Linked DNA regions of Homo sapiens: all the other regions are linked to region 3. The links are chromatin loops, found by intact Hi-C in ENCODE. Cell type or tissue: B cell. All regions are shown on one strand.

Evidence for each region. A loop is a pair of places that touch in the nucleus more often than their neighbours do. Peaks named below come from ENCODE experiments on the same cell type or tissue, not always from the same donor. Only the 100,000 strongest peaks of a DNase experiment are listed, where the experiment ranks them.
Region 1: a loop joins it to region 3, with 25 times the contacts of the local background. A loop is called at or near these places in 3 of 110 quality-filtered maps.
Region 2: a loop joins it to region 3, with 16 times the contacts of the local background. A loop is called at or near these places in 82 of 110 quality-filtered maps.

Annotation. Positions count from the first base shown.
Region 1 is chr16:50,641,305-50,649,304 of GRCh38, reverse strand. NKD1 (NKD inhibitor of Wnt signaling pathway 1) reads right to left here. Exons shown (of 10, transcript NM_033119.5): 10 at 56-8,000. Among named protein-coding and RNA genes, the nearest start is that of NKD1-AS1, 32 kb to the right of the region's middle. RefSeq lists an enhancer at 2,225-2,743 and a silencer at 5,715-5,869. In B cell, CTCF peaks have their summits at 4,159 and 4,363 (motif pointing right); a DNase peak (open chromatin) is centred at 4,364.
Region 2 is chr16:50,350,222-50,358,221 of GRCh38, reverse strand. It overlaps BRD7 (bromodomain containing 7), which reads left to right. Exons shown (of 17, transcript NM_013263.5): 3 at 3,300-3,429; 4 at 3,740-3,797. LOC124903785 (small nucleolar RNA U13) reads left to right here and starts at 5,930; the gene lies at 5,930-6,033. In B cell, CTCF peaks have their summits at 2,951 and 3,157 (motif pointing right); a DNase peak (open chromatin) is centred at 3,161; H3K27ac peaks cover 1,682 bases.
Region 3 is chr16:50,210,286-50,218,285 of GRCh38, reverse strand. TENT4B (terminal nucleotidyltransferase 4B) reads right to left here. Exons shown (of 12, transcript NM_001365324.3): 2 at 6,840-6,963; 3 at 4,019-4,065; 4 at 2,091-2,211; 5 at 623-730. Among named protein-coding and RNA genes, the nearest start is that of ADCY7, 52 kb to the left of the region's middle. RefSeq lists a silencer at 7,414-7,708. In B cell, CTCF peaks have their summits at 3,956, 4,157 (motif pointing left), 7,373 and 7,576 (motif pointing right); DNase peaks (open chromatin) are centred at 4,175 and 7,565; H3K27ac peaks cover 170 bases.

The sequences.
Region 1 (8,000 bases), 430 kb before region 3:
AAGTGAGTCCACGGAGAAGGCCAGGCAGCCAGCACTGAGATCTGAGCAACGCCACTATTTTTAAAATTTTTTTATTTTGAAATAATTATAAATTATCAGAAAGTTGCAAACAAAGCCCAGTCAGGTCCCATGTACCAGTTTCACTGCCACCATCTTTAAAGGAGGATTAGACGAATCTGACTGCTAAAAGTGGCCCAGGGATTCTGGAGAAAATCCAACAGGTTTGCTATCAGGAAAGCAATTTCACTTACAATTCAGGTTTGACTGCAAGTGAAAGTGGTTGAAACAAGTGAGAAGTTGATTGCTTCCTCATATAATAGTCTAAATGTAGGTGTCCAAGCCTGGAATAGAGGTCCTGGTCCTCTAAGTTCTCAGGAACACAGGCTTCTTTTAGCCACTCCACATCTCTAGGGTGTTGTCCTCATGGTCCAAAATGGTGACTGGAATTCCAGCCATCACATCTGCTTTCCAGGCAGCAAAATGGAAGAAGGGGCACAGAAGAACAGAGATGACAATAGGTATAAACAAGCTCTCTTTTTAAAGGAGATTCCCAGGAGCTGCTACATGACACTTACTGTTGACTAGAGTTTAGTCACAAAATTTATTTGCGAAGGAGTCTGAGAACTGTAGTCTTTATTCTTGGGCTCAAAATCAGAGGCTGTATTACAAGGAAGAAAGAGTGTATTCAGGGGAGCAACTAGCTTCCTGTGCACAGAATCCAAGGGCAGAGGGTGTTCTGAAAGGGGGGATGTGTCAGTATCACAAAAACAATCAAGAAGTCAAGAAAGGTAGCAATGAAATGCCCAGTGGATTTAGGGGCAAGAAAGTCCAGTGGCAACTTGGTGAGGATGATGGCAATTATCCATCTGACCCCAGAACCCTTGATTCTGAGTGCCTAATGTTTTCCAGAGTCAGCTTTTGTCTAGTGGATGGGGCAGAAAGACAGAGGTGTTGGAGTTGAGGGTGTTGGACCAAGAGTGCAAATCCAGGCCACAGGTGACAGTACAGCGGCAGGAAGTGGAAATGAGGGAATGAAAGGGACTCTAGGAAGAGCCAAGAGGGACTGACTGTGAGAAGGACAGGAATGAGGACAGAAGGAGACAGCAGAGTGTGTGGCTTCCATGGTGTGGCATTTCTGGGTTCACAGTGGGGCCCAGGAGTGAGTGGCTATAGAAGAGAGAAAAGGAGGCCTTCCTGGTGGTGGGGGCCATAACACTGAGAGATCGGGGTTCAGACACCTGCGGAAATCACCCAGGTTGCTGGCAGGGTGTCAGGTAGAGGTGGACGCTGAGCCTCTGTGGAGTTTTCCCAGTTACTTCAACACCACTCCCAACTTTGCTGCCAAAAGAGCCTGTTTAATGTTCTTGTGGTTGACACCTGCCCCAAACCCTGAATGGTTCCCCCATGGATTCTCAGGAAATGTCCAAACCCCTCACCTTTTCCTTTGAGGTCCTTCTATGATCACCTGGGATGGGTTATGATGCTTTCAACTCTAAGCAACAGGAACCCCAAGTAACAGACACTGCCTGTGCCTGGCTTGTATCCCCTGTAGGAATCATTTCTGTTTGCTGGTCCAATTTCCGACTGCCAGTACCTGCAATTCTGCTGAAGCCTATGCCTATGCACAGAAATAGCCCTTGACCAATGACTGACAAGGATGGGTGGGTAAATACCTCAGCTCCCTCCCTGTGCAGGTGGGATAACTCTGAGGTATGTTCCACGTGGGCTCCTGGAGTGGAACTTCCCTTCCTTTTCTGCCTCACTTCCCCACTCTCCTCCCTGTCTTTCCCAGGACCACCTCAAAATCAACAACCTGCTCCTGAGTCTTCATCTCAGGATCTCCTCCTGAGAAAAACCAAATAACTAAAGTACAGATGCTGGGTGGCTGCCAGGTCATGTATAAGTGCTTGCTCAACATCATTCCCAAGGACCCAGCACTCTCTGTGTGTGCTCTGTGGTCCTCAGGCTGTAGCAAGATGGCCACTACCATGACATGTTACAAGTTCCTCAACAGACTTCCCTTCAGATCTCATTGCCCAGAATAAGGTCACACATGATCTTTCCTGAATCAGTCACTGGCAAAGGTGAGGACTTTGCCATGTCTGGCTTAGACGAATCACCTATGGACAGAAAGGATGATGGGGTCAACTACAGAGACCACACCACCATCCCATCATGTCTTCTAGTATGACTCTACCACTGTAGATATGTAATATAGTGAAAAGAAAGAGCTGGTTGATGCTGCTTGCCAACCAGCTGTGTGTTCTCACGATCTCACATTCATTCATTCATTCATTCAACATGCACATATTGAATGTTGACTGTGTCCCTGCTAGTTACTGGGGCTGGGGATGTGGGAGACAAGAAAAGCACAGAGGGCTGAATGTGGTGGGGTCTGGGTGGCAGAGGCATGACCCTGGGGATATCCTGACCCAGCTGTTTTGCCATCTGAAATGTCCCACCCCACTGTCTTCCCTTCAGGATCATACCTGCCCCCTAGAGCCCCTCTCCTCCAGGAGGCCTTTTCTGATTTTCCCAAACCAGGGGGTCCCATCCTGCCTTGGAGCCCCCTTGGGTGTTCCAGGGTGTTGTTCTGGGCTGACACTGCCTTGGCTGGCTCTGAAGTGTCCTTTCATGCCCATTACGAGTGACAGTGTTCTTGTTTTCCCCATTAAGGCTCCTAGAGGGAGGGCACTGTGTCCCCAGGGCCTGAGCCACAGCCAGGCAGCTCAACCCTGCAGGGCTGACCCACAGCCTGGGTGGACCCGCCCGGCCCCAGTCCCTGCCTCCCAGCACCTGCCACAAGGCCGCCTCCTCCCCACGCCATGTCTCCCATCAATTTCTTCTTTCATAAAAATCAATTTCTGTCCCGTTTTTGCCATGTACATAAAAGACTGTGGCATCAGTTAGCCTTCGTTCTCTCTCCCCCCCCCCTCTTTTTCTTCCTCGTCTTTTTTGGAAACCTCTTTGTAGGGAAAATCTCATATTTCAGCAATTTGCATTATCCACACACTCAGCTTTGAAGTTCTAAGTTATGGTAAGAAAAGGACCCACTTATCTGCCCATAAAAAATGTTCAAAGCTTATAAATTCCCTGAAACAGATGTACATTATCATTGGATTTGCCTTTCTTTTTGCTAGAGCATGCCTAATAGAGTTTCGGCCGCCCCCTGGCCCCCTTCCCCCGCCCCCGTTAGCATCTTGTCTCCACAGAAGCCCGCTCCCCACTGGGCCAGACCGACTTCAAAGGTCCCAGGCTGTCTGTTAGAAGCAAAGCACAAAGTGGGAACATAGGGGCCTTTTAAATCCCCCACGTTTAAGTCAATATCATGCCTCCCTCCTTTCCCCTCTCCTGGCAGAGGGACATAAGTCAGCCCTTCCCTTTCTGCCTTCACGAGAGCCAATTCAGCAACTACCAGAGAGAGGAAATTGGGGCCTCTTTCTCTCCCAGTCTCTCTGTCTTTGCCCTTTCTTTCTTGCCAACTTTTCTTTTTGTTCTTTCCCTCGCTTAAGAAGATGTTCGGCAGCACGGAAGGTAGTGCTGATCCCACATGTAAGCAAGCAAGCGGATCCTTGAGCGCTTTCATGGGTAAGAACGTCATAAACAACGTGCATCCATTCGGTTGCCGTGGGATCCTACCAAGAGAGCCTCCTCTCCGGGCTACTGTTTCCAATCCCTTCTCTGCGTGGTGGTGGCTAGAGTGTCACATCCTCTCTCTCCCGACTGACCACCTAGCTTCCTGATGTGTCTCTTGGGGTGACAAGCAGACTCTCCACCATTCAGGCCCCCAGATTCTGCCCATACCGGGCCTCCTCGTTGCCAGCTGTACCCGGCCATACAGGCCTGCACCAGTTCATCAAGCGTTCACCCTCCATCCACCCTTGAGGCCCTTGTACCAGCTGCTCCCTCTAACTTTCCACCTGGCTAATTCTTCCTCACCCTTGAGGTCACCCCCTAAATGTGGCTTCCTGGAGAGTCCCTCTGCAGTCCCCCATCTCCATCATGTCCCCTCTGTTATTCCCTCCCATGTCTCCCCAGAAGTTATCGCAGTGGATAAAAATGTCGTTTCTGGGTGGAAGCAGTCCCCCCGTCCCCCACACTAGATTAAAGCTCCACAAAGGTAGGTAGAGATGATGTCTGTTTTATCGAGTGCTGAGCATGGTTCCTGACACATAGTACTTGATCACTAAATCTTTGAAAGTACGGATGAACAGAAAGCCTGGAGATGACGGTGGTAAAGGCCAGCCAGGCCTGAGCAGGTCCTTTCTGGGCAGGAAGTGCCAAGTGTGGGTCTCTCTTTGCTCTGCCCACGTCTTGCCCAGAAGCTCAGTTTTGGCAGCTCCTTGCCACTGGGGGGTGGTCACACCACAGAGACTGGCCTGCAGTCTAACTAAACTGCTTAGCAAGACGGGGTGAGATACTCGAATGCCAAATTCTTTCTCCCCAGTGAAGAAAGGAGGGAGGAGGGAAGGAAGGGAAGGCGGGAAGTTCACATGCACCACACTGGAAATATTCTGGCCAGGAATTTCTGGACCAAATCACAATCAGATGCTGCCTTTTGAGGACAGAGTCAGAGGAAACAGAATCAGGTGATGTTGGCTAAGATGGCCAGGGGCCCATCTGGAGAGGATCTGGCCAGGGGACTTGAGCCACTCAGAGTCACCCTGGGCCCCAGTACCTAGATGTGCTGAGAGCCCACAGGCCGAGCCCAGTGACACCATCTGAATATCCCCAGGAGGTTCTGGGTTTCCAGTCTGTCTGCATGCTGTCACCCTTCTCTGGGGGCAGCATCAACATTCCAACAACTCTCAGCATCAGGAACCCGCAAGAGGGGTGCCCCTTTTCCCATCTGTCTTTATGAATTCTATCAACAAAGACACATGGAGTGTCAACAGCAGGCCATGTGCTAGGTCCCGCTGGGGGCGGGTGGGGAGGCCAGGAATGTGTTGTCCTTCAGTCGCTCAACAGACATTGAACAAGCACCTGTCTTTGCTGGGCCTTTGGGATTATAAGATAATCTGGTGAACAAGTGCTTTGGTGGAAACCAAATAATTAGAGGCATAGATAAGTACATACGGTGGATCCTCACCCTCCGTGGATTCTGTATTTACGAAATTGCCTATTCACTAAAATTTGTCTATCACCCAAAATCAATACTCATGGTGCATTCACTTCATTCGTGATATGCGCAGAGCAGTGAAAAGTCTGAGTGGCCCGACAACATGTTCTCAACTGAGGTCGAACAAGATGATGCTCTGCTTTCGTGGTTCAGTTCTCATCCTATACACAAACATCCTTCTCACAGTCTGTTTAGCATCATGCTTTGTGCATGTTTGTGCTTTGTGTTGGTGATTTGGCTGCTTAAAATGCTCCCCAGGCATGACGCTGAAGTGCCATCTTGTGCTCTTAAGCACAGAAGGCTCTGATATGCCTTGCAGAGAAAATATGTGTGCTAGATAAGCTTCATTCAGTCATGAGTTATAGAGCTGTTGGCTGAGTTCAATGTTAACGAATCAAGAATATATAGTAAATTAGGCATCTTTAAACAGAAGCACACATAAAACAAGGTTATGCACTGATTGGTAATGAAAATGTTGTGACCAGAAGCTGGCAGGAACCTAACCCTGTATTTCCCCTAGGATCAGTAGTTCAGTATGCGCTAACTCAGTGTCAGAGGTGACTTTATAAGATGTAACTACTGCGATGAGTGAGAATCAACTACAGTTACAAACATGATCAATGTTATGAATGAAGGGGACCACAGGGCACCCTGAGAGCTTGGGGCACCATCTTGCTGAGGCTGAGGTCTCGGCCACACCAGCAGCCCCAGCTCCCCTTGCCTCACGTGTCCCTGGACTTGGCTGGAGTAATGGCAGACAACGGAGTAGGACTGGTCTTTGTCAACCTGTATCAATGCCAGCAGGCTCCTGGAAAGGGAGGGTCATGTGGCTAGCATATGTCAGGCTTATGTTTAATCCTACCATGCATTAGCCACAAGTTAGGTAAGTTGCTTAACTGAACTGTAACTCTGTTTCCTCGTTGGTTTCCTCTCAAGGCTGTTTTGAGGACACTAGTGAATGTGGGCTGGGTGCACAGTAGGCACTCTGTAAGTGGCAGATATGGCAATGTGGACTCCTCAGCGATCCTGCAGCTTAGGAGTTGGGCAAGGACAGACCCAGATGTAGGGTAGCGAAGCATTGCTCCAGAGGCCACCTCTTTCCCCAAGGAAGGCACTGCTGGCATGGCTTTCAGGCTGCCCATCCCCACCACTACCCCTACTGTTTGTAGGACTTAGAGCTGCCACCCCCATAGTCTAGCTTCAAGCCAAGGGCAGTTTCATAATACAAATATGGTACTGAAGGCCAGAGACAGCAGGGGCTTGTCCAAGTTCACACCACAAGTCGGGTCTGGAAGGAACAGAGTGATCCCATCAAACTTGAGAGGGAAAAGTCATGTCCTCAAGTGTTTTTTGAGTGTGTAGCAGAGGCAGCATGCCACAGCAGCTGTCTCACTGGGGGCTCTGCAGCCGGGGTGGAGGACAGGTACCCTTCATCCATCAGGACTGCACCTCCTTTCCCATGAGCCTTCTGGGGTCACATTCTCCTAACTGCAGCTACTGTTGCTGTTTTACTTATCGAGGGCCTATTACGTGCCAGGCTCTGCGCTGAACGCTTCACGCCCACTGGATCATTTACTCATAACAGCTCAGTAAGGTAGTTACCCCAATTAGCCCCATGTTAGAGAAAAACACCAAGGCACAGAGGTGAGTCACTTGTCCCAGGTCACACATCTAGGAAGTAGTAGAACCAGGACTCAGCTCAGGTCCAAAGTCTCAACCATGGGCCAGTCTGCTCATCTTAGCCAAACCCCCAGGCTGCATTCTGTGGTCCAGCTACTGGATCCTGCAACCTTCTCAGACTCTATCCATGAAGCCAAGTGCACAGGATCTAGGACATCAGGTCCAGAGAATTTGGGGCCACATCTTCCTGGACCTGCAGATGGGCAAGGACCAGACTCTAGCCTGAACAGTGAGATGCAGCCCAGAGAAGTGGGAATCCACAGACAGAGCCTGGCCTGAGACTCCTACTGAGACTGCCCATGTGGCCACTCGGGGAGTTCCCGTCCCCTGCCTGATCAGCAGTCTTTTTGCTTCCCCCTCCAAGAGAGCTGGGGGGCATTCCTCCAGGAAGCCTGATATGTAACAAACTCCTTTCCCATTTCTTGCTTTGCTTAAATCTCCAAAGTCCCTGGAGCTGAAGCCAAGCGGGCCTCATTAGGTCCACTTTACAGAAAAGCAAACTGAGTCTCAAAGAGGGGAAGTCACTGAGCCGGGTACAATCCAGCCAGTCTTTTGAGTTGGGGCTTTCCACCTGTCTTGGCTGTTTAAGGAGTGCTGGGCGGGGTCTCACACAGCCTGGGACCCTTTGCTGGGGGTTCCAGCCCACCTTGCCCCATCTAAAGGAGGAGTGGGGCCACATTGTGAGGGTCTCCAGGACTGCCCCAAAGACTTCCCCATGAAAGTCCTCCCATGCCTGAAGCTGCTCCCTTAGCCATCCTCCTGTCTAACGCTCTGCCCTGAACAGGTTTTTAAGTGGCATCACTGACCTCCAAAACTTAGGTGCTTGAGGCTGCGCAGGGGTCATGAGCTGAATCGCATCAAAGCCAGGCCTCAAAATCAGGCTGAGAGGGGCTCCGGGCGCAGGAAAAAAGGCATGTGCACCATTGGAAGAGGCGGGCGGATTGCAGCCATGTGGGAACAGGAGCCTGGGGTAAACCCACTTTCTGATTTTTATGAGAAAAGCCAAACATCCAGGTTTTTAGGTGAAACCCTCAGATTTTGGAAATTAATTAAAAATTTTTGAAACCCTTGATGGGTCAAACATGACACATCGATGGGCCAGGCTAGGTACGGTCCCGGTGAGCAGAGGATTGACTTCTGGAGGCTTAGAGTGGGCAGGGGACAGGAAGGCAGGGCAGAGTTCCAGACTCCACAGCTTCCT
Region 2 (8,000 bases), 140 kb before region 3:
AGCTGGACTCTTAGAGCATAGGTTAGCAAGTTGGCCAACAGTTTTTGTAAATAAATTTTTATTGAAACACAACCAAATTAATTCATTTACATTTTATCTGTGGTGGTTTTCATACTACAACACATACTATAATACAAAAGCAGAGTTTAGTAGTTGTGACAGAACTTAATGGGCCACAAAGCCTAAATGTTTACAGTTTGGCCGTTTTGGGTTTTTGTTTTGTTTTGATTTGTTTTGTTTTTGAGACAGAGTCTTGTTCTGTCGCCCAGGCTGGAGTGCAGTGATGCGTTCTTGGCTCACTGCAACCTCTACCTACGGGTTCAAGCGATTCTCCTGCCTCAGCCTCCCAAGTAGCTGGGATTACAGGCGTGCACCACCACCCGCAGCGGATTTTTGTATTTTTAGTAGAGATGGAGTTTCGCTTTGTTGGCCAGGCTGGTCTCAAACTCCCGGCCTCAAGTGGTACACCTGCCTCAGCCTCCCAAAGCTCTGGGATTACAGGCACGAGCCACTGCACTTGGCCCAGTTTGGTCGTTGACCAAAAAGTTTGCTGGCCCCAGTTCTAGACTCTTGGCACTGGCACTGGATGAGTTTTTTCTACCTGGGAGAATGCATACTGCCTCTCAAGCTGTCCTTTCTTCACAGGTCACATTTAATAGGAAGGAATCTGTGTCTCTGTGGCTGTTATTTCATAGAATGGATCTTCTAAACTTGCCAGCCTACCAAGATCCATACCAGTATTTCTGGACGAAGGATTTAAAATTTTCCAAAGTTAAGAATTACTGCAACAGAATATGTTGTGAGGTGGTAAAAATACATTAACCAACTAACAGTGGTAGCTGGGATCAAGCATGAGTTCAGTTTATAACTGCTCTCTGGAACTTTTAAAACAACCATATATTCTGTATTAGGTGCTTTGGATTCTGAAAATAGAGTGCAGAGCTCTAGATCAGTGATTCTCAAAGTGTGGTCCCTGTACCAGCAACACCCACATGGCCTGGAAACTTGTTAGAAAGTACAAATTCTCTGTCTCTACCCCATACCTGCAGATCAGTAATTCTAGGGACAAGGCCCAGCCATCTGTGTTTTTAATGAGACCTTCAGGTGATTCTAATGCACACTAAAGCTTGCGAACCACAAGAATTTTTGTTTCTTGCAAAATAAAATTTTTGTTTCTTGCAAAATCCTAAATAATCCTGATGCTGCCAGTCTGGTGACCATGCTTTGAGAACCATTGCTGTAGATACTAGAAATAAAAAATAGGGCATAGGCCAAGAAAATAGCTTTTTGAGTCCATAAGATCCTGTTGAGAATCTTGATTTTGATGAGCATAAAATGGGCATTGTTGGACAATTTTACTTCAGAATTTAAATTTTAAGAATGCAGAGTACAGAGAATAATAAAACTACCATCTTGATACCAACCATCCAGCTTTAACAGATCTCAACATTTAGCCATATATATATGTGTGTGTGTGTGTGTATATATATATATATATTTTTTTTTTCCCCTAAGGAAAGAAGAGGGCAGACAGAGATCCCTTATACCCTTTCAGAGTCCCATTTCTGTCTTTCCTTCTGATAGAACCACTGTACTGAATTTGGTGTATATCACATGCATGTTTTTATAATTACAAGTTCTGCATACATCTGTAAACAATGTATGCTTACACATTTTCATACATAGCTTGTAACAGTAATTGTTCTGCAACTTTTCTTCAGACATTGTTTCTGAATGTTATCCATGTTGATACAATACAATTTTAGCTCATTTACATTACCTGTTATGTAAATATGACACAATTTATTAATCTATTTTCCTTTTAATAGGCATTGGATTATTCCTATTTTTTACTATTTTAAACAATGCTGCAGTAATCTCTTACAAGTCTCCATGTAGACCATACGACAGGAAATTTCTCTGGTATATGCACAGAGAGTAGCAGTTGAGAAGTAGGTTAAAGGCTTTGCTAGCTTTGCTAGATATTGCTAATTGCTCTGCTAAGGATTGTTCCTATTCACCCAATTGCAAGGTATGAAAATCCCATTTCTCTACATTTTTATCAAAACTTGACATTTCAGACAAATGTTGCCAAAGAGAGGCGAAATGCCTTCTAGTTTTTAAATCTATAATTACCCAAGTTCTAGGGAGCTTGAGCTAGTTCTCATGTTCTCAACATTTCACATTTCTTATTCTGTGAGTTACCTGTGATATCACTTATCTATTTCTTTTTTGGATTTTTTGCCTTTTTGCATAGATTTATAGATGCTCTTCATGGAATCCTTAATGTTTTATAAGTTGTGTTTCAAGTACTTTATCTCAGTCTATCGTTAGATTTTTAACTTGGTTCATGGATTTTGTTGAGGTACCAAAATTTATCAACTTAATATCAAATTTATCAAGGTTTTCCTTTAAAATTTATTCATTTTATATCTTTTTAAGAAAGTCTTTTTCTACTCTTGGGTCTTAAAGATGCTTTTCTTTTATCTGAAGTTCTGAAGCTTTGCTTTGTACATTTAAGTCTTTATCTGGAATTCACTTTTGTGTATGGCATGAAGTAGAGCTCAAATTCTATTTTCTCTTTTCAGGTAACAGTTGTCTCAGCACCACCCTTTTGTCATTGACTTATAATGTCACCTCTGTGATATACTAAGATTATTCTATGTACATGGGTCTGTTTCTGGGCTCTGATCTCTTCTGTTGGCTTATTTGTCTGTGTGTCAGACCCACATTGTCTTATTATCACGTTATACAAATAATATCTGGTAAGACGTATCATCTTACTCTGACCTTTTTCAAAACTATTGTGTTCTTAATCGTTCACTCTTCGAGGTAAATTAATGCAATTGGCTTGTTGAATTCCATGGAAATTTTTGTTTTTAAATTTCGATTGGCATTACATCGAATGTATTGATAACTTGAGAGAGGATTGACTCTGAATTCATGAACATAGTATATCTCCTTTATTCAGGCCTTCTGTGACCTTCAGTAATGTTTCACAGTTTTTCCCAAAAGGTTTTGGGTATCTTTTATTAGATTTATTTCTATATACACTATGTTGCTTTTTTGGATAGTATTGTTTTTCTAACTGGTTATTTCTGGCATAGAGACCCCCTTTGTTTTTTCCTTCGTGAACGTATTATTCTCTCCTTTTCCAGTAGATGGCAGTAAAGTACATTGAGCTTGTTATTAAGAATATTTTCTTTACAATGATGTCTTTTTACCCCTTAAAATGATTTATGTATTTAAAGATATTGGTTCTGAAATATTTCTAAATTATCTCCCTTTGTTCCATTTAGGAGGATAAAAAGAAGCGAGATCGAGACCGGGTGGAGAATGAGGCAGAAAAAGATCTCCAGTGTCACGCCCCTGTGAGATTAGACTTGCCTCCTGAGAAGCCTCTCACAAGCTCTTTAGCCAAACAAGAAGGTTGGAATAACTCTGAATTAACTATCCTGAATGAGGAGGCTGAAATCATTATAGCTCAGGAAAATGGTGGGGTTTTAGCTTCTAAGTTGGAGCTTTGTGATTGAATTTTTAAGTTTTTTCTCTCAAACTGCATAAGAGCTTTAAATTAGCTTCAATTTTGGATTAATACTCTCAAACTTCAATATATTTTTAAGATAAATGGAATTTCTGTATGAGATATTTAATAATGGTTGTAGAAAATGATCTAGTAAATAATACTCTCTAGAATACTCCTTTTTAAAATACCCTTTTCCCTTCTTCTTTGCTTTAGAAGTAGAACAGACACCCCTTCAAGAAGCTTTGAATCAACTGATGAGACAATTGCAGAGGTAAATGTTTTTCCAATATTTTTATAACATAGAAATTAAAATGGTAGATGTGTAGGATCCAAACCACATTTGTGCCTAACTCCAAACATACGTGATTTTAAAGTGAATGATAAATATTTTGCCTGGCAGCAGAAGTACTCCAAGAGGCTAGGCTAACTTTTAGATATTCTTTATTTGGTTTGTTTCCCTGGCAACTTGAAGGGTGTTACATAATACTTTTAATGACAAATTTCTGTCTCTAAAGTAATTTCTGATGTTAAAACTTTAAGCCAGGAATAAACAATACAGATATTTCCACTTTGCTAATAGATGGAAATACCTTCTATGTATTTGTACAATGCTTATCATGCCACAAATGTTTAGCAATTATTAAGTATGGGAGAAAAAATAAAACACCATAAATAGGAATTATGGCCTTCTTTTAAATGCAGAAATTGGTTCTAAAAATTTCAGTGCCTAGATTAAGCTACTGTTGAGTTCTTAAAAGGGAAAAGAATAACTCAATCTTTATTAAAATATTTATTTTGGGCCGGGTGTGGTGGCTCACGCCTGTAGTCCCAGCACTTTGGGAGGCCGAGGCGGGCAGATCACGAGGTCAGGAGATTGAGACCATCCTGGCTAACATGGTGAAACCCCATCTGTACTTAAAAAAAAAAAAAAAAAAATTGCCAGGCATGGTGATGGGCGCCTGTAGTCCCAGCTACTTGGGAGGCTGAGGCAGGAGAATGGTGTGAACCCAGGAGATGGAGCTTGCAGTGAGCCGAGATTGCACCACTGCACTCCAGCCTGGGCAACAGAGCAAGATTCCGTCTCAAAAAATAAATAAATAAATAAATAAAATATATTTATTTTGATATCTCTCTACTCAGAGTTTAAATTTTCAGCTCAAAGATATTTCCATTATTTGCAAAGGGTTTATGGTTGTAGATCATACATTTTTACAGTGGACTTTCTTTCATTGTATTGAACTTAAGTCAACCCAGAACACATTGTAAATAATTTTTCTCTAATGTAATCTGTATTCAATGCCTGTTCAGGTTTGCAGTTAAGATCAGAAGTTAACCGAGTATAGTAGCTCACACCTGTAATCCCAACACTTTGGGAGGCTGAGGTGGGAGGATCAGTTGAGGCCAGGAGTTTAAGACCAGCCTGGGCAACATAGTGAGACCCCATCTCTACAAAAAAATAAAAATTATCCTAGTGTGGTTGCACACACCTGTAGTCCCAGCTCCAGAGACTGAGGTGGAAGGATCACTTGAGCCCAAGAGGTTGAGGCTACAGTGAGCTGTGATAGCACCATTGCACTCCAGCCTGGGCAACAGAATGAGATCTTTTCTAAAAAAAAAAAAAAAAGAACTTACTGATCTCTCTTCTTTTTTGGTGTTTGAGAAAAATTACATCTAGTCTTTATATTTAAATAACTTGTTCATTACTTCACTACTTGTCCGAAAGGAGTGAATAGGTATTGGGTATTCCATTGCAATTTACAAGGTGTGACTGTAAAATGTCATGGCTGCCTTAGAGTTTTTCTTGCAACGTAAGGCCAGAATGTAGGTTAATGATGTCACCTTAAAAGAAATGACTTAATTAAAAGAAGACATTCAAATGGCCAACAGGTATATGAAAAAATGCTCACCATCACTAATAATCAGAGAAATGCAAGTCAAAATCACCTCACCCCAATTAGAATGCCTGTTATCAAAAGACAAAAAAAAAAAAAAAACAAAGCTGGCAAGAATGTGGTAGAGAAAGGGAAATTGTATATACTGTTGGTGGAAATGTAAATTAGTATAGCCATTATGGACAACAAGTTCCTTAAAAAATTAAAAATAGAACTACCATATGATCCAGCAATTCAGCTACTGGGTATATATCCAAAGGTAATGAAATCAGTATGTCCAGGAGATACCTGTACTCTTGTGTTAATTGCAGTGCTATTCATAGTAGCCAAGATGGAATCAGTCTAAGTGCCCATCAATGGATGAATGCATTTTTTAAAATGTGGTATGTATACACAATGGAGTATTATTCCACCATTAAAAAGAATGAAATACTATCATTTGTAACAACATGGATGAACCTAGAGGACATCATGTTAAATAAGCCAAACACAGAAGAACAAATACTGCACGATCCTTTTGTAGTTCATAAGTGTAATGATTGGGTTTTCATGTTCCTTTGTGAGATATACCGCCCTCAAACTTTGTTACAACATCAGCACATTACCCATCTGATGTGAAGACAGAAAATATGGTGAGGGCACAAATATGACATCATCTCACTCATGTGGGATCTTAAAAAGTTGATTCATAGAAGTAGAGAGTAGAACAGTGGTTACCAGAGGCAAGGGAAAGGTAGAGGTTGGTCAGCAGGTACAGAATTACAGTTAGATGGGAGGAATAAGCTCTGGTCTTCTGTTGCACAGTAAGGTGACAGCAGTCCACAACCATTTATTATATACATCAGAATAGCTAAAAGAAAGGATTTTGAATGTTCTTATTCCAAAGAAATAACAAGTGTTTGGGGTGATAAATATGCTAATTACCTTGATTTGATTATTACACCTTATACATACATACATACATACATACAAGGATACACCGAAGTATCCTTGTATATATGTATGTTAGTATATATGTGTCGAAACATCACACTGTACCCTCTAAATATGTGCAATTATTATATGTCAATTAGAAACAAAGTCTTAATGAAAAAACACTTCAGGAAGTATTTCTTAGTCTAAAGACATTGGGAATTAGAACCCAGAGCCACACTGTTTTGATTAGTTTTAGTGATTGGATGATTCTTCATCCTTACCAGGAGCTAAGCCTGGTTTAAAAAATAAAAAATCTAGTTGATCAAGTTTGATAATAGCATTTTTGGTCAAAACTAGATGGGGCTCTGTATTAAAATGACTGACCTAGGAGTTAGATAATTTCCTCCAAAGGGTAGCTGCAGGAGGCCACCCAGGGGTGAATGCTGCCGTTACGGTAACTCCTGTGGACAGCGCACATTTTGATGTATGGGTCCTGACTATGTATTTTTGCTTGTTGTCATTTTTTAGTCTCACTGCTTAGGCATCCTGCTGTGAAAAACAAAGGCAGATTCACATAGACCTGAGTCAGATTTCTACTCTTTTATTTAATGCATGACTCAGGATAGATAATTTCAACCTCACTGAGCCTCAGTATCCTCCGGTAGTGGAGGATACCACCACTTTGATGGCTTTTGTGAGGATTCGATATAAAATATGTCAAGTGCCTACCACTGGGACTAGCAACATGGTAAATATGTTTTTAAAGAAGTTGTTATTTTTTAAACCATATTTTTACTGTTATTCTGTGGAGTAAGAAAACTTTTGGTGTGCCAGATTTCCAGAGGGAAAAAAAATTAGCATAATGATTTAATCATATAAAGCACTCATTCTCAACCTGACAATACTGGAAATACAAATGCCAAATATTCAAATCCCAATGCCAATACTCATCTGTGGAAATATCACTGCCTGGACCCTACCCTTCTTCCCCAAGAGCTTCTGGTACAGTGGGTCTAGGCTGAGTCTTCCTCCCGCTTCTTCCCCGCATTGGAATTTTTTTAAAGCTCCTGTGTGATTCTAGTGTACAGCCAGTGTTGTGAATCTGTGATGAAAAGCACTAGTTTTCAAATTTGAGTTTCTGATTTTGGGGTTTTTTTGGTCCAGTCCTGTCTTGGCACACATACGGAGGTATTTAAGAGGACCTTTTTAATGTCAGTTTTTTTAGCATCCCCCACATACACGTGATAGAAGTTATATCCATTTATGGAGAAAATAGACATGCATGGACCAGAAATGCAAGCCTATTAGAAATTAATATGGAGGATTGTAGATGTATGTTCATAGTTACTATTTTAGCCTTTTCCCCTTTGGTTGGTTAAAAATATGCAGTGCTAATCTCCCAAAGGTTAAAACATTGGTCAGTTAGTTGAGGTTGTTTATTTTGCTTCATGTTTTCCTGTATAAGTGTAGCTGTTAATGAGGCTGTGTATTTTAAAAGAAAGAAATCTCCATCCTGAGGGTACAGCTAGTATGTAAAACTTCCTTGTTATGAAATACTTAATAGACTTTAAAATCATTTCTTCAGTTTTCAGTTAAAAATATGTTAACATATTACAAATTCTTTCTGCATCTGAAGGGTTTCCTCTGACTTCTGCTCCTAGACCAAT
Region 3 (8,000 bases):
AAAGGAAAGGTTCTTAATCTGAACTCCTGAAGGTTAAAAACAGATGGAATCAACTGTGTAGTAGAATTCCATCTCTTCTGTCTCTACAAGGAAGGATCTAGAGCAGACAATTTCTTCAAAAGCTTTCTCAACTTTTAATTCTTACTTGAGGTCACATTATAAGTTAATCACTGATCATTACAAGCAGATTCAAAGAAAGCAAAACCGTTGCATACAAAAGTAAGGTGCAGGCTGAGCATGGTGGCTCATGCCTGTAATCCCAGTGCTTTGGGAGGCTAAGGCCAGGAGTTAAGAGACCAGCCTGGCCAACACAGCGAGACCCCAACACTAAAAAAAAAAAAAAAATACAAAAAATAGCCAGGTGTAGTGGCTCACGTCTGTAGTCCCAGCTACTTGGGAGGCTGAGGTGAGATGACCACTTGAACCCAGGAGTTTGAGGCTGCAGCGGGCCATGATCCAGCCACTGCACTCCAGCCTAGGTGACAGAGTGAGACCCTAGCTCTATTTAAAAGAGAGAGAGAGAGACAGCAACATGCATATAAAAATATTAGAACACCACCACAACAGAATCTTAAAATTACGTTTCTAATAGTTTTGTTGTATAAACGCTAAATTCTCTGACCTTGGTAAAATCTTTGATGAGGTCAGCTGCTCTCACGCCATTCTGTACATTAAAGCTGATATCAACTTTCACTTCAGTAAAAGAATCTGTTAATTTAATAATAGGTACCTATAAAGAGAAGAAAGGTAAAATGTAAATGCTTTAACCAGATTAAATGATAAAATCAGGGGATGGAAGCCTACTAGACATGAGGTCTCCATCATCTCATGAGAGCATAAGAACACTGAGTATTCTAAATATGGCACACCCCAGTAAACCTGGTCTGCTACAAATACTATATGCTGCATATTTAGCACTGGGTCCCATACAGTATATTACAGTATAATTTCTATCAACCGAGAATTTTGTTTGGTGTCCAATTTTTTATTATTTATTTTTATTGTTTATATTTAAGGTGTACATGTTTTGATATACTTATCTTGATATACATACTGAAGTGATTACTACAGTTAAATAAATTAATATGCCCATCATCTCATTTATTAGTTGACATATAGTTATAATGATAATTTTAAAATGAACAAAAACCTTCCTCAATAATTTGGAGAACACTTTCTGAGTATAAGATGAAGAACTAGGAATGCCAGGTATTAAATGTTTTGTATCATCAAACTGTTTCTAATAAGAAAATTGCTGGATTCTTAAGGTGTACACTACAACCCACTTGCATTACTGGTCAGTTTTGCAAATAGCCCAAAAAACAACCTGACAAGATAAAATATAAAAATTATTCTAAAAAGCTGACAGGATTATTTACATGAGCTATCAGCAGTTCTTTTCAAAAAATGGCCTAACTTGGGCAACACAGGGAGACCCTATCTCTACAAAAAAAAATTTTTTAAATAAGCAGGGCGTGGTAGGGTGCGCCTTAGTCCCAGATACACATAAGGCTGAGGTGGGAGGATCACTTGAGTCCAGGAGTTAGAGACCAGCCTGGGCAACATAGTGAGACTGTATCTCTCTAAAAAAAATGAATAAAACAAACAAAAATCTCTACAGTGAGTACTGTGTATAATAAAATTGCATATTTTGCTGCTGTGAAAAGAAATGCAGACCAGGTGCAGTGGCTCACGCCTGTAATCCCAGCATTTTGGGAGGCAGAGGTGGGTGGATCACTTGAGCCCAGGAGTTGGAGATCAGTCTGGGTAACACGGTGAAACCCCGTCTCTACAAAAAATACAACAAAATTAGCCAGGCATGGCAGGTTGTGTTTGTAGTACAGCTCCCCAAGAGGCTGAGGTAGAAGGATCACTTGAGCCGAGGAGGCACAGGTTGTAGTGAGCCGAGATTGTATGGTCACACTCCAGTGTGGACAACCAGAAAACTTTTTATGTGCAAGCACGGTGACATTAACAAAATGAAAGAATCACTCACTTGCAATGCAACTGTGCTCACCAAACTTTAATTTTAATTCAAGTTTCATAGGTAAATAACTAAGGATTTTAATATGAAATGCTGCAGAACTTACAGTTGCTTTGTCTAAAACTTTCACCGAATCCTCATCTGCGACTTTGTGTTTCCGAAGAGCTTCTTCCAGAGTCCAGAGGGGTAGGTTCTCCCACTTCCCAAACACCACTAGGTCGATGTCACTGAACACAGAATACATATACAAGAGGGTCGGAAGAAGTTGGAAACTTGTTTTAACTGACACTCATGCTTATAGACTTCATTAGTACAATTAAAACCTATTTCCCACCCTGGCCAACGAAGACTAAATGTGTTGGTGATAATGGTTTTGTGGAGAAGGGAAATAGTAGTTGTTGATTTTAACAAACTCCTCCTCTCAGTCATTTCACAGAATTCAGGCCTCAGGAAATAGGGTGATTTTGAAAGAAGTAAAACCTCAAAGAAAAAAAAACAAAAAGCACTTCATGTATTTTCTTTAATAAACGCTTGTGGTACTAGACATAATGATTTTCCTATCCGGATGAGATTAATTGCAACTCAGAAATATTATGAAGTGCTTTAAGCTGGATGCAGAACAGGTATCCAGCATGCTACCATTTGTGTTAATATACACACATGTCCTTTTATATGCACAGATATCTCTGAAAGGATATGTGAGAAACTGGTAAAAGCGGCTGTTCCAAGGAGAACCAGGGGGCAGAGGTGGGACTGAGACTTTTCCCTGTATTGATTTTTGTGCCTTTTCCAAATGTGAACTATGTGAATGTACTACCTATTCATAAAATTTAATTAAATTTTTTAAGAAAGGTGATTTTTCATGTTTTACTGATGCTGACAACCTAAATAAGAAATATTAACTCGAAGTTGAGTATTTTATGACTTTTGCAGGCCAAGGGCATCTATGAGAAGAACGGAAATTGCCAGGGTCCATCCACTTCAGCACACTTTAAGTTGGGGTAAAGTATACCAAATCAAGCTCAAATGGAAAAACATGATGCTGACTTTATTCTGGAGAGATTAAAATTTAAGGTAATAATAATAATAACCATGATGGAATGTTCAAACAATTTCAATTCTTAGAGAGCAAGTATTCACCCTTTGGAGAAACATTATCATTTCCCAAAAGAGAGCCTCCAAGGCTGTGCGTCACAAGAGGTCTCATTTGAGAAGACTGAAACTGAACAACAGTCCTGAAAGGCCAAGATCTTTCTCAGAGAAGAGATCTGTACCCTGAATTTCTGGATCAGGATGCTGGAGCCATAACTAGTAGAATGAGTTCTTAATTTGAAAGCGAGGGTGAGTGTAAGAGTGAGTGAGCAAGACAGCGGGAACTCACATTCAAGAGGATATATAATCAGACATTTTATCATGATACTACATTAACATCTGTGTCAGTGGGTTAAGTTATGGGACTGAGCAATACTCTGCCAGGCAGTCAATTTCTAAAATTAGTAACTAATTGATTCCATTGCAACATGATCCCTTTTCCATCTCTCTGTACCATCTATGTCTTGGTAAGATGATGTGAAGTGATATTCTACTTCAAGGTAAATCAAATTAAATGCTGGTAAATCCTTTATTTATTTACTTACTTATTTTTTGAGACAGAGTCTTGCTCTGTCGCCCAGGCTGGAGTGCAGTGGCGCGATCTCGGCTCACTGCAACCTTCACCTCCCGGGTTCAAGCAATTCTCCTGCCTCAGCCTCCTGAGTAGCTGGGATTACAGGTGCGCACTGCTACGCCTGGCTAATTCTTGTATTTCTAGTAGAGATGGGGTTTTACCATGTTGGCCAGGCTGGTCTTGAACTCCTGACCTCAAATGATCCACCCTCCTTGGCCTCCCGAAGTGCTAGGATTACAGGCATGAGCCACCATGCCCAGCCCCATTTTGTTTTATAAATTTGTTTTGTTTCTACTCCTTACAAATTTGACAGCCAAAATGAATACACTCTAAGAAAAGTCCTTTGAAAGATTCATGAGTGTACTAACCTAGTAGGTAAATAAAGTCCAGTTTTAAAACTTCCAAATATCTGGACCTGAAACAGAAAAAGAAGTTGTTATTATATTGAGTTATCAGAAGTTGTTATCATATTGAGTCACCAAGATATGGAGAAATGTCAGTTTTTGCTACCCTCTACTGGTACTTTTTGGTATGACAAGAGCATTTTTTTCTAACCCCAAGCTTCATGAAGCGGGGATTCTGTTTCACAAGCAGACATTCTGAATATAATTTAAACTTATCTGGTTCAATATGAAACACATAGACCAAAATACAGTTGTCCCTTGGTATCGGCAGGAGATTGGTTCCAGTCCCACCATGCCAAAATCTGAAGATGCTTGAGTCCCTGCTATAAAATGGTAGAGTATTTGCATGCAACCTATGCTAGTCCTCCCATGTACTTTACATCATCTTTAGATTACTTATAATACCTATAATACCAAGTATGATGTAAATGCTACCTAAATAGTTGTTATACTGTATTTTTAAAATAATTTGTATTGTTTTTATTGGTACATTGTTATTTTTATAGTTTTTTCTGAATATTTTCAATCCATTGTTGGTTTAATATGGAGGTGTGGTACCTGTGGATACAGAAAGCCAACCACAGGAAACTTTCAGAAGCAGTTCAGATCACTAATGTTCCCTCATTATCCAGAGACACAATCACAAATCCTTCATTTTTGTTCTCTAAGCAGGAGTCTTCGAATAGATTACTAAATTGGGATCAGACTACTTTAACTGTAGGGCAAGTGAGGGCCTTTAGGTCAATTCCACAAAGAACATCAGGTAACATCATGCTGTGGCATAAAACTGGGATGCATTCCATCTCAACCCATGGAGAACGGTGGAACTCAGGCAGAAATATGTATGCAGGTAATTGTAATAAAAAAAGGATAGGCCGGGCACAGTGGCTCACGCCTGTAATCCCAGCACTTTGGGAGGCCAAGGCAGGTGGGTCACCTGATGTCAGGAGTTCAAGACCAGCCTGGCCAACATGATGAAATCCCACCTCTACTAAAATTACAAAAATCAGCCAGGTGTGGTGACGGGCGCCTGAACCCCAGCTACTTGGGAGGCTGAGACAGGAAAATTTCTTGAACCTGGGAGGCAAAGGCTGCAGTGAGCTGAGATCATGTCACTGCACTCCAGCCTGGGCGACAGAGCGAGACTCCATCTCGGGGGAAAAAAATGATAAACAGTGAAACCAGTTCAACCTCTGAGGCGAGATGGACCTGGGAACCTAACCACAAGCTCATGTTCCTCATCTGTAGGTAGACAGATGATGGCTGCCTGGCTGGCTGGAGAGAAAGAGATAGATAGATAATCAACCTCCACCTAAGAAAGATAAGGGTTAAGTTAGATCACGGCTTCTCAACATTGGCATTTGGGGGTGGATAATTCTTTGTTGTAAGGGCCTATACTGTTCATCATAGAATGGCTGATGGCATCCATGGCCTCTACCCACTAGGTACTAGCAGTGCGTACCCAGTCAGGACAATCAAATATGTCTCGGACATTGCCAAATGCCCCCTGGAGAACAAAATAGCCACTAGCTGAGAACCACTGATTTGGATCACATAGGAGAAAGAATGCGATGTATGGTCATTGCTCATAAAACATTAGTACCCTTGCCTTTTCCCTTTACCTACAGTGTCATATACATACTGTCATATACTTGCAAGTTTTACATACAATGAAACTTCTTTGTTTTGCCAATTGGAAAAAAACCTTCCCTAGCTTCCCACCACCACCCAGGACAGTGCCTGAAGAAAAGCTACAAACACAAAGTAATGGATTTTATTAGTATTATTTTGTGTACTTCTTTGCATACACAAAATTGTAGAACAGGCCCTCAAAGTGCCCTAAAAAGTGACGTATTAACTTAGTACCAGTAACAGGCCAAGTGTGGTGGCTCACACCTGTAATCCTAGCACTTTGGGAGGCCAAGGCGGGCACATTGCTTGAACCCAGGAGTTCAAGACCAACCTGGGCAACATAGTGAGACTCAGTCTCTACAAAAAAATACAAAAATTAGCTAAGTGTGGTGGCGTGCACCTGCAGTCCCAGCTACTCGGGATGCTGAGGTGGATCACCTGAGCCCAGGAAATCGAGGCTGCAGTAAGTCGTGATCGCACTATTGCACTCCAGCCTCAGCAACAGAGTGAGACCCCATCTCAAAAACAAAAAACAAAAGACTTAGTACCAGTAACAAAAACGACAAATAAGCCAAGAAGAAATCCTGAGTAATCATTTTGTTCACTGACTGGGAGCTGTCTAAAAGGCAATTAGCTGGTCTGAGAGAGATGAAAAATGGCAATTTCAGGAAAGAAATAAGAAAAGACTTATGCGTGCATTAGCCAAAGGAAATGAACTTCAAGTGACAAAAGTTCTTACTTGACATTTTCATTTAGCTGTAAACAATTATATAATGTTTACCCTGGCAGGCTGGAACTAAGTAGTAATGAGGTTTTGATATATCATATCCAATAACAGACCACTACAACAATGAGGTTTGATTTGTCTTTCTTCTCTTTACACTAATAATTTCTAAGGATAGCTTGCCTTTAGTAGTTGCTATTAGCACTACAAAAAAAAAATAGTTGTTAGTCATCCAATCCAATGAAAATAGTTAGGAAGCCTCAATTCTAAAGACTGCAGAAAATTGTTTGCCTTTAAAATTTAATTAGACCACAACTCTACAGAGCACTTCTACTTGCATGTGAGGACTAGCATGAGATACCAGCAGATAGGCTTCTAGCCCGTGGACAAGGACTGTCCGAAGCATAAGCTACCCAGGAAGGGACTCACGTCAGCGCTGGGCCAGAGCTCCTTAATTACACTCTCGATCCTGTTCACCACCTCCATCCGCATCTTCTCCTCCTCAGGTCTTGGAGACATGTATTCATAAAAATCACTGATTTCTTCATGCAGACTGAAGAAAAAAACAGAAAAGTTAATATGAACAGGGCCAATCTAATGAGAAATCACTATCTTAAATAATCTTATCTAATTAAGTCTTATAATTCAGCTGATGACTACCTTAATTTTAATGTTATAACTCAAGATAAGCTAAAATGGGAATGTACAGAATTTAATCAAAAAACCCAAAATAATTAAATAATGAGAAATTTCCTGTGCAAAACACTTGCTGGGGTGCTGGTGATTTAAATAAAATAAAACAAGCATACGGGCTGGCCTCTGCCTTTCCACTTCTGATCTAATAGACACAAGATACTGAACCCAGGTGACACAGGCAAGTTTCCTGGCAGTAGGGACTGACCCTCTTATCTCTTGGGGATCCATTCCTCACAGTAGCAAACAGTACATCTTTCATAATGTTTGCTCAGTGAATTAAGTGTCAAATGAACAAATCAGGCAGTGAACAACAGCAAAGTCTTGAAAAGAATGGCTGGCAAAGGCTCCATGAAGGAGCTGAAGACTTCCAGAGCCTGCGAGGTACAGGGCAATCAGCCAGCTACAAGGGCTGTGGCAGGCAGAGTGGGAGAAGCATCTGTAGAGGAAAGCAGGCCCCAGCAGAGGGCAGGCTCTGAATGACTGGCTAAGAGGTTCAAGCTTTCCCCCTGTGGCAACAGATAGCTATTTAAATGTTTCTGAGAGGGACCAAAAGAGACTGACTTCAAAAATGCAGCATTTTAAGAAGATTAAACTGGCAACTATGGAAACAATGGACCAGCAAAGAGACTAGACTGGATGCAGGGAAAAGTCATGAATCACTGAGTTGCAAAAGGATTGGATGAAGGCCTAGAGGCTGGTGGAAGGAAAGGAATGGGCTCCAGAAACAAAAGACACACACATACCCACACCCTGCGGATAGGCGCAGCGCCTGACTATCATGGTGGTGGGGGGCTAAGGATGCCTTCAAGGGCTGAAGCCTGAGGGACTGGGGGAAAACTACTGGTCTGGAAGAAAGGACAAACTCACTGGGCTGAGCAATGACTTGAACATAGT